2 separate regions of the Homo sapiens genome follow, and region 1 is linked to region 2. Evidence: chromatin contacts called from ENCODE Hi-C data. All regions are on one chromosome and are shown on one strand. The core of a region is the stretch at or near the end of the contact, and the rest is flanking DNA. Distances in the headings are between cores, read along the strand shown.

What was found. Hi-C counts contacts between places; a loop is a spot of excess contacts on that map. Pooled maps may share reads with other maps.
Region 1: a map of naive thymus-derived CD4-positive, alpha-beta T cell shows a loop between it and region 2 (14-fold over the local background). The contact joins two enhancer-like sites. A Hi-C loop is called at or near these places in 2 of 168 maps with a recorded cell type or tissue (CD8-positive, alpha-beta T cell and naive thymus-derived CD4-positive, alpha-beta T cell) and 2 of 50 pooled maps.

Annotation. Positions count from the first base shown.
Region 1 is chr3:121,429,157-121,434,090 of GRCh38, forward strand. POLQ (DNA polymerase theta) reads right to left here. Exons shown (of 30, transcript NM_199420.4): 29 at 3,762-3,877; 30 at 2,275-3,261. The coding sequence ends at 3,148. Among named protein-coding and RNA genes, the nearest start is that of POLQ, 110 kb to the right of the region's middle. RefSeq lists an enhancer at 3,103-3,152. Within about 2 kb of position 3,160, at least 3 of the 41 ENCODE cell types and tissues checked have a DNase peak (open chromatin) inside an H3K27ac peak, as active enhancers do; they include CD8-positive, alpha-beta T cell, where a contact is called at or near this core.
Region 2 is chr3:119,217,901-119,223,291 of GRCh38, forward strand. It overlaps B4GALT4 (beta-1,4-galactosyltransferase 4), which reads right to left. Exons shown (of 8, transcript NM_003778.4): 6 at 750-872. Among named protein-coding and RNA genes, the nearest start is that of B4GALT4-AS1, 5.9 kb to the right of the region's middle. Within about 2 kb of position 1,336, at least 4 of the 41 ENCODE cell types and tissues checked have a DNase peak (open chromatin) inside an H3K27ac peak, as active enhancers do; they include CD8-positive, alpha-beta T cell, where a contact is called at or near this core.

The DNA.
Region 1 (4,934 bases), core at 1,910-4,409, 2.2 Mb after region 2:
TTATCACTACATCGCGTTTATGAACAGCCCATCTTTCACCACTAATTTGAAATGACATTTTAATCATTTCTCATATAAGTCTGTTTCTTAAATTCTTTAGTCTGTTTTAATACTCTTACCTATTTCTATCCCCTATATATAATTTGAAACTATTATGTCTTTGTAATACATCCTAATATCTGATACAAATCTTTGTTATTTCTCAAGTTTGATAGGTACTGGTATTTTGTGTGTGTGTGTGTGTGTGTGTGAGAGACAGAGTTTTGCTCTTTTTGTCCAGGCTGGAGTGCAATGGCGCAATCTCGGCTCACTTCAACCTCCACCTCCTGGTTTCAAGTGATTCTCCTGCCTCAGCCTCCCAAGTAGCTGAGATTACAGGCACCCGCCACCACACCCGGCTAATTTTTTGTATTTTTAGTAGAGAGGGGGTTTTGCCATGTTGGCCAGGATAGTCTCGATCTCTTGACCTCGTGATGCACCTGCCTCGGCCTCCCAACGTGCTGGGATTACAGGCGTGAGCCACCACGCCCGGCCAGGTACTGGTTTTTCTTCAGGTGAGTTTTAAGATACTATCTATCTAAAAAATATAAAATCCTGATGAGACTTTGATGGAATTAAAGTTATAGATTAAAAATTAATGAAGTTTTTTGTTGGCATCGCTTCCTCTGGGACATCTTTATCCTTTTGTCACAACCATTTTCCTCATTTATGTAAATTGTGCCTTTACTGTTTCTCAGGTTGCCTATCTACTGTATCTCAAACAGCAGTAGTGTCAGCATTCCCAGGCAGGTAGTTCTTCTGTAATTCCATTTATGTTCAATTTGAATTTCACTTCCAGTGTTATTTTTTACTTCTCTGGTACACTTTGATCTTTATTAGCCAACTTCTACTTTTGATTATCCATTTTTGTATAATGTGGATTTACCACTGGGAGACAAGCAATCAACACAACTACATTTTGCCATCTGCAAGTAAAGTGAATAACAGATGTGAAGTAGCCAATCACAGACAGCCTTTGGAAGAAGTGATGTAACTGGTCCTCATCATGATGCATGTATGAATATCCTGTTACTGCTACCAATTCCACAAACTTACTAGCTCAAAACAATTCAAATAATTGTCTTGCAGTTCTAAAGGACAGAGGTCCAAAATGGTCTTAACTGGGCTAGAGTCAAGGTGTTGGCGGGGCTACATCCCTTCAAAAGGTTCTAGGAGAGAATCCATTTCCTTACCTTTTCCAATTTTTTGAGGGTTCCTGCATTCCTTGGCTCATGGCCCCTTCTTCCAACTTTAAAGCCAGCAGTGTAGCATCTTCAAATCTTTCTCTGTTTCTGTTGTCACATCTTCCCTGACTCTGACCATCTGCTTCCCTCTTATAAAGACCCTGGTGATTACAATGGAACCATTCAGATAATCCAGGATAATCCCCCACCTCAAGATCTCTAACTTAATCACATCAACAAGGTCCCTTTTGCCATGTAATATAATAGTTCACAGATTTTAGGAATTAGGATGTGAACTTTGGGGTGGGGGGCATTATTCTGCATAACACAATGTGCATTTCTTATTTACACAGTGGTTGTGGTTTGAAGAACTATCAGTGAAGTTTGAATTTCATGCAGTTACTCACAGTTAATATCCACTGGTAACTGAAATTTGAATTGTGTTGCAGGGGAGACTCATGTTATTAAGTAAACCATAGTAACTGGGATTTGTGCACATCTGAATCATGCAAAATGGGGATGGCCTGTTTCAGGTCCAGCTGACAGGTCAAACAGAATGAGAAAATGCATGTGACTACACATGCTGGGCCATGGCTGCAGAGAATGAGGCAGAAGGGACTTTTGCTTGCCCTCATGTTTGAAGAACACTCACAGGTAAACAGATTGAGCTTTCTCTTGTGCCAGATCTTTCAAGCCTACCAGAATACTGACAGCACTTCAGCTTCTGAGAAACATAGTACAGGTAAATATGGAAAAAGAAATAATGATATTCTTCCCTCTTACTGCTGCCATCTCTGCCTTTCTCACCCTGCCACCCCAAAAAAACTATGTCTAAGTCTCTTATGCATTAATACCCAACTACTGATAATGCATTACATTTTATAAAGCAACTATCTTTTTTCATTATTCTGATTAATAAACATAAAAGAGCTCTTCTGGTAACTGATTAAGAATATAATCAGTGTTTCCTATGAACAAGCTATGGAGTAACTAAATAAGGGACACTCTTAGACCAACTATAATTTTTAACAAAACAATTGTTGATATAAAGTTTCTCATAAATTCATTTTATTTCAACAGCAAAAAGATTAGCTCCATCCCTCTGATTGGGATCACAAAGTACAATCTTTTCAGCATGGGTTTTCTCACCATGCCACAAACAGAAAGAGGCACTAAGGGACTGATAAGGGGGTATTTTCTGTCTCTGGCAGTATTATATTGACCTGCAATAAAAACATCTGATCTTACAGAACAGGATACCTCTTGAAGAGGTATAGTTTATTTTATAATATGTAAGTATTCCAAATACATTCATTGTATGAATTAGGGAAGGAAAAGCAATAAGAAACATTTCATGAATATTCATTCCTACACTCCAACCATACCAAGTCTTACTACTTTATAGAATTCATAATTTATTAGCCAATACTATTTTAAAATACTATTTCCGTACTGTAAAATTGATATTAGAGGAAAAAAAGTCACACACGATGCCTACCACCACCAGGGTGAAACCAAATCTTTATCTGCCTATGGCTGCTGTCTGGGTCGATTGAGGCAGCAGCTTCATTTTCTTCATGGTTTACCCAGACAGATGTGGAACCAAAGTGCTAAGTGCATATTTCAAGCATCTGTTCTGAATATGTTTAAAGCCACAGTAAGTTACAAAAGGCAAATTCATAGATGCTCTTTGAAAGTGAATGTAACTATTATACTTGGTATTCTACTTCCCCCACGCCCCCAGAAGTTTTTGATGCTATAGACACTGATATATAGTTTGAAACTCTCACTATAAAATTACTAGGCTAAGTCTATCAAGACTTGAAAGTTTGTTTTGCTGAGGTAGGTGAAAGGGTAATCTCTGTTCTTTCCAGGTGACTGCATCTGCACAGGCTTCCCTGGGAGGACTTCATCAACAGCACAGTTACACATCAAAGTCCTTTAGCTCTCCCCAGCTGGCGCCTATTTTCACTTTCACTTTCAATTTCACAGACAGTTTTACAGCACTTTCCATTTCATTCTTGACAATCTGAGCTACCTAAGGAAAAAAAAAATGTAGTTAACAAACTGCCCAGTCAAAGAATGTTTCCCAAACCATCCCCTGAGAAAGTTATAAACCAGACTGGAGCTCTTCACCCAATGGTGCTTAAAATGCTAAATCAGAAAAAATAAAAAATAAAATAAATAAATGAATAAATAAAAAGACATCTCATACTCTTCTTCACTGATGAGCAGGAATTTCTGAAAGTTTTTGCTAGAATGCTTGGAGCTTAGAAACCCTAAGGGAAAGACTCCAAATTTTTGTTTAATTCCTCCAAGACAAAAACATCTTGCATTGGCAATTCTTCACTTATTAAGAACTAGTACAAAACGGAACACTCTTAGCTCCTTTTCTACCTGTAAGGACTCAATATTTATACAGCCATCCCAGGGCTAGGGTAGAGTTCCAAAATCCTCATGCACAGGAAACAAAGCTGTCGGCCTGACAATACAGTGTCTTGTCTTCCTATGGAATGGACACAAGCATTGCAAAAATACCTGAACAACATCTTCTTCTGCCACTTCATATAGGAGTTCATCATGGAGTTGAAGGATGAAGAAGCCTCCTCTGATTGGGCAGAACATCCCTTGCAGTTTTCTCTTTCGTGACAATCCTACTTCATGAAAAAGGAGCAAAACTGATCAGCATGTCGCTAAGTCATAGGAGAATGTTTTTAGAGATTCTGAGTAACTCTGAGGAATTTTAATGAGAAGATTAAAACACACAAGAATAAGAACTATCAGGAAAATAACTACTTGCTGGTCGCTACCTACCCTAAGTATCCGGTATAAACTCACAAACTTCCTCCTAGAAAGAAGGAGTCTCCCAAAGAAGTCAGTAAATGGGGTGTGAGGAACTCTGCTCCAAGCTCTAGTCCAACTTATTTCTCATGAATAACTAACATTTTCTCTATCCATGGAGTCCCCCAACCACCATCTGAGTAATAGCACCAGGGAGGTATGGGGCCTGATTCCTGCCCCAGGAAAGCAAACTAATATTGTTAGGCACTGTTTCTTAAGGGGGACACTCCCTCATGTCTTTTTATGGCCAGAAGTGTCATCGTGATAGAACTGGTGCTTCCCCAATTGAACCGTACACACTCCAAACAAGTAATTGTAAAACCTAGGCTCCCAAAGTGGACTTCAGAGAGTACATAAACCCCTTGCAGTTATATGTAAGAGTCTATGTCTGTACGTTTTTCTGTGGAGATAATCCATACCTTCCAGTAGCCATAACTCCAAAATATATACTAGACTTAGTTACTATTTCCTCATTAGCTGGATCTAGTGGTACAGATTATGCCCTTCTGACCAAAAAGATAAAGCTCAACATGAACACCTTTACTGGAACTGCCTTTACTTGTTTGCTTAAACCTCACAGTAGTCATCTTCCTTTCTGTTGTCCAAATTCCCTACTTATCTTTCAGGTCCAGCATGAGTAACATCTCCCTCAGTATCTGGTGCTTCCCTCAGGGAGAGAGTTCTTCAACTGTCACTATCTGCAGTGCCAGTTTGCTCAGAGGTGGCTCTCACACAGTAAGCAAACAAAATCACCTGAGGCTGCAGCAAGCTGCTTCCACACTAGGACTGCAAAGGCTGTACCTCTGTTCACCTGTTCAGCTGAAATCGGATCTGCCCCATGAAGCCACACTTGGCTCACACCATTGACTG
Region 2 (5,391 bases), core at 86-2,585:
AGGGGGCCTCCTGACACCCAGAATGGCCTTGTGATTACAAGTCTAAAGATACCAGCCTAAGCTCTTGAATAATTACTTATTTCTGGGAGGCAGGGATAACTATAACTATCTGGCCCCCAAATCCAAGTTGAGGGGAAGAAGCTGTGGGTGGAGGCCAGACTTATTCCCTTTGAGCCCCTCAGAGCAGAAAGCAGTCCAAGAGAACCCAGGGTAATGTCAACAGCCCAGAGTCAGGCCTGGGGTCAGGCCACCTGCAGTCTCCACAGCGTGCAGGGCTGCCAGGGCTGCCTAACGCTTGAGGAGAGGACCTCTTTGCCTGCTTCAACATGTGCAGCTCCCCAGAGGCTGCTGGCACTCCCTGCAGGGGGACACTGGGAACTGTGTCCCCAAGGGGTCTGACAGAAAGCATGAGGCTCTTAACAACCCGGTCTCCAAATTGCAGTTCAGCAGACACCTTGCAGTTTGGGGTTTCTCACTCACTGGTGTCTCAGTAAGTCTTTCCCGACAAGTACATGAGGCCTCCACCAACACTTCTGGACCCCAAATGCCCCCAGGCCAGAAGTAAACTGCTACTGGCACAGAATGATGTGGGCCATCCTACCTTCCCTCCACCCCCTGCACCCTTCAAGCCCAAATCTGCAGCCTAGTGACCTGCTGGACTGGCATCTAAAGGAATAAATATAAATGCAGGTCTCCAGAGCCACACTGAGTGCAGAGCCCCGTGAAGGGGACCTTTCTCTGTTGTTCACCTGAGTCTGAGGTCATCGTCTTCGCCTCCCCATCCCCAGTAGTTGTTAGAGAATCCATTCACCTTGAAAAACTGCTCTCTGCTTAGGGCAGTAACACCCCCAAAATATCCACTGTAACGTAACCTGGAGCAAAAGAGATGAGAGAAATGGTAAGAATATTCGCACCAAAGGTCTCTGATTTCAGGGCTGGCGTTCTAGGAACACCTGGGAGACCATGTACTTCCACCCACCCACTCCTGCTTCTCCTGCTTGACACCCACCTCCCAATGCTCCTGGCCTTCCCTGTCTTGTCTTCTTTCCTCTATCTAGACAAACGCTCACCTCTGCTCACTGAGCAAAGTGCCACCCAGCTGTTAATGGTGATGTTTGTGTGTAGAGGCCTATAGAGATACCTGTCAATGTGAACCACACCATCAGATATTGATAAGATTTCATCTCATGTGCCAATCCAAGGAATGGTAACAGTTGCCAAGGGCACTGGGTTAAGAAGGATTCTGAGGCTGCATCCGGGTTCAGCACGAATGCGTGTCATGATGAATATACCTTTCTTTTTTTTCACTTTCACTTTTGCAGGGGAGGGTTGAAGGCAGGAGACAGCTCCCGCACACACTCTGTATGCAAATCTCCACTTCTCAACATGCATCTCCAGCTCAGAGTCTGTTTCCTGGATAACCCAACACATGTCAACACCCTCTGAAGTTTCTGGCCTGCCAACCAGACAGAGTCTAGGTAGTGCTTTTCATGAAAATAGGCTGTACAGAACAAGAATTAGGTTTTGAAAGGAAGGACAGTGAATCATGCTTTAGATAAGCTGAATTTTAGATACACCTGGGGCTTTGCCAGTAGGCAAAAGGATACAGGGTCCAAGCTCACAAGAGAGGAACGACTACAGATATGGCTTTGGAAATAAGCTGTTATCATGTAGTACCTGAAGGCATAGGTCGAGAAATCTCCAACAATCTAGTTGGTGAGAAGAGTACAAAGGGTAGACCCAAGGGGCTCAGCTCTGTGGAACCCTAGGAATACCGAAAAGAAAAAGAGGCAAGAGGAGAAAGATCAGGAGGTAAAAGTTAGAGAGCACCTCCCAGCCTCCCAGTTATATAGGACTCTTATTATCAGTGGACAAATTTGTAAATCTCAGAAATAAAGGTATCCCTTAAATATAACATTTGAACAATTCAGAAATGCAAGTTAAGGTAGCTTAAAAACTTGGATGTTACTAAATAAAAAGATGTGAATATCTAGAGAATTTTTAACTTTAACTTCAGGTCAAACTGTTCCAGGACCGATAAAATATTTATGATTTTCTAGATAAAAAGAAAAACCAAAAGGAGTGATCAATAAACATGTAGACACTGGCCATCAAACAAGTGGCATCCCAAAAGCTAATCTGTAGTTCAGTTGTTTCTTTCTACGTTCTGAGAAAAGACTGGGGACTCTGTTTAACCCATAAGAGAAGCAGATTTACTTATATGCCCCTAACTTAAAATTCTGGGAAATTGTATTTTTGCAGCCTATAATAAAACAAAAAAAAGGAAATAAAGTGCTTAGAAGGTAAATATCACTGACCAAGACATCTACTAGCAGTGTCTCATTACCATAGTTATCAGAATGCATTTTATAGAGGGGAGGGATTCTTAGCTGCCTGAACACCAGCTGCCTGATCAGGATGCGGTAATAAGGCAGGCATAACCTGCTGACACCAACAAGCAATCAGCATGAGAACAAGGGAATGATGTGGTAGATTATCAAAACCAATATCGCCATGTGCAAGACGGCTGGCTAAACACGGGAATGCGGGAGCCCCGCCCTCAGAGTTTATAACCTAATAAGAGAGGTGAACATTATCAGGGTTCTGAGGAGAGAGGTGTCGCCACATCAGGAGGAGGGGGCCTGGAAGGATTCAAATAGGCAGAAAAATGGGGGATCTCCTGGTGACCACAACTCTGTGAGGCAAAGCACAGGAGGGAGAAAGACACAGGCTGCCCGACGACCACCTGGAGAGGGGTGAGCTGGAGTGGGGAGGGGCAGAAGAAGACAAGTCAGCAAGAAGGGTTAAAGAATTGTCTCTCCACGCCTGTAATCCCAGCACTTTGGGAGGCCAAGGCGGACGGATCAAGAGGTCAGGAGATCGAGACCACCCTGGCTAACACTGCGAAACCCCGTCTCCACTAAAAATACAAAAAATTAGCTGGGCGTGGTGGCACGTGCCTGTAGTCCCAGCTACTCAGGAGGCTGAGTCAGGAGAATCCCTTGAACCCGGGAGGTGGAAGTTCCAGTGAGCCAAGATCGCACCGCTGCACTCCAGCCTGGGCAACAGAGTGAGACTCTGTCTCAAAAAAAAAAAAAAAGGAACTGTTTCTCAGGTGCCTGTCAGATGACAACTATCTCTGTGTTTATTGATCTTTGCTTTTGGCTTTTCTTCTTACCTGTAAAAGCATAAATATTTAACTGGCCCTGGAACCTTTTTATTTATTTTTAAAGCCCTGTAAGGCCCAAGGGTGGGGAAAACGTAGTCATAAAATAACAATAGAATCCTTGTAGGAAGGAGGCTGGTACCAAAGGAGTTCTTGCCAGTAAAATTTGCCACTGGCTGGTCCAGAGCTTCATCACTGATCCCATAGGCAGTGAGAAACAAGATTTGTTTCTGGCTTCATCAGAGTCTGAGAGACTTGGGGCAACTTACTTTAACTTCTTCCCTCTGCATGTGTGTAAGGTGAAAACCTTTCTTGCGCTTGTACTTGTGGGGCTGGTGTGACAGTGATGAGGCATGTACTGACTTAAGCTCTGTGGCACTGGGGCACACAGTTGCCAGCACGGGGCAGACACTCAGCTGCCTGGAAATGAACTTGCCTGCCACAGGGACTTTGCCCAAAGCAGCAAAATCAAGTAGTCCAGGAGGAAGGCAACTCCTACCTACATTACTTATACATACCTCTCTCCAGCCACAAAAGATGAGGCTGCTTACATGATACATACAAAAAAGAGAAAATCATAAATGATAAACCAGGACCCTAGAAACATTTAAATCAGAATAGAAAATTAAGATGGGAAATACATTAGAACCCTGATCTGCAAATAAGATTCTTTTCAATTTCTAAAAGAGGGCCATGGATTTGGCTCAGAGCCTCTCGATCAAAAGGGGAAACACATTCAATTACCTGAATCATATTAAGAAAACCTGTCAGTTACTCAACAAAGGCTTTCTGATACCTAGTTATAAAAGAAACATCTGGCCAGTTAGAATGGCAAGTTAGAAACAGCAAGAGTCATACATATGCTGTTTCTCAGAGTGAGCGGCATCTGATGAAATCCATGACTGTGACACCAAAGCATGAGTGAAAATCAGTTCCTGGCAGGAATGTCCAAGAGCTCAGCCTTCTTATGGTTCAGCTTAATAGAAAGATAAAATCTAGAATCCCAGCAAAAAACCTGTCCTTAAGCAATCCTCTGTGATTGCTTAGAAATGAATGGTGCAACCAGGTGTTTAAAAAAATCTGGGCAATGGGAAGTTTAAGATTATCATCTATGGTAAGTGTCTAAGGTACAGGTGTTCTGTGTTGTAAATAGTGACATCTTACTACAGAGTAAGTGAACAGATGGTGACATGCTTTTGAAAAAACCAAGTTGCCCAGCCATGATACACTGCTTTCCTCAATGCAGAAGTGACTCAAAGAAACCAGAAAACAAAACCCCTAGATAATAAGATTAGATCCAAAGATCAAGTTTCCCCAAAGAAAAAAATCATGGGATTCTCTCCTTGCCCTCTGGATCCACAGCCCCCGCCCTAACTCAGACATGTGGCGTCTCTCCCCTCAGCTTTCCCCTCTTCCCTTGCTTCATCTGATACATTCAAAATCAGCTGAACCAAGCTTTCTCCCATCCTTCCCCAGCTGTAACGTGTCAACAGCTCCCCAACCCCTGCCACAGCAACTTCGAACTCCATATCAGACTAAAGAAGGCCTGCGTAATCTGGCTCCTGCTTAGCCTCAGTTCTTGCCTCTCCTCGCAGACATTCCTTCTAGAATACCAGTGAACTATTGCATTTTCCCCAAAACTGCGCTGTGCTCTCTGGCATGTCTTGGAACTCTGCTGAGAAGCTCTTGTTGTTCCACAAGATTAAGGTACCACCTTACCTGGGGAACAGCTTTAAACCCTTCCCTTCAAGGTGTTTCTTAAAGACACTGTGCTCTCACCCACCATAGTTTGTTCTAGGTGTTTATGTCCTGCAGCTTACACACAGCCGGGGTTTAAAGTCAGTACCTGAGGCAACAGTCACCTACATCAATGTTACTTAAGAATTCTCTTAAATTGCCCAAAGTGAGAGAGCAACACAGAAGCCCAGAACAAATGAGGTATCAAGAGACTCACTTTCCACTTCACACTCACGTAGAGTACATACTGGTGGAATCTCCAGCATTATTTGATAGTTTCACAGTTCTTTCTCTCCTGCCTTCTTCTTCCTCTCTTCATTTGTCCCTCTCTCCCCTCCTTACCAAGTGCTTATAGTTGTATTTGCAGAAATGCAAAATTAACGCAACTCCACTGTAGCTACCTGTCTCCCCACACTGACACTCAACGGGGAGCCCTGTGAGGGCAGGTGCTCTGCCTTATTCAAACTGGTCTTATGGCCTCCAGCACA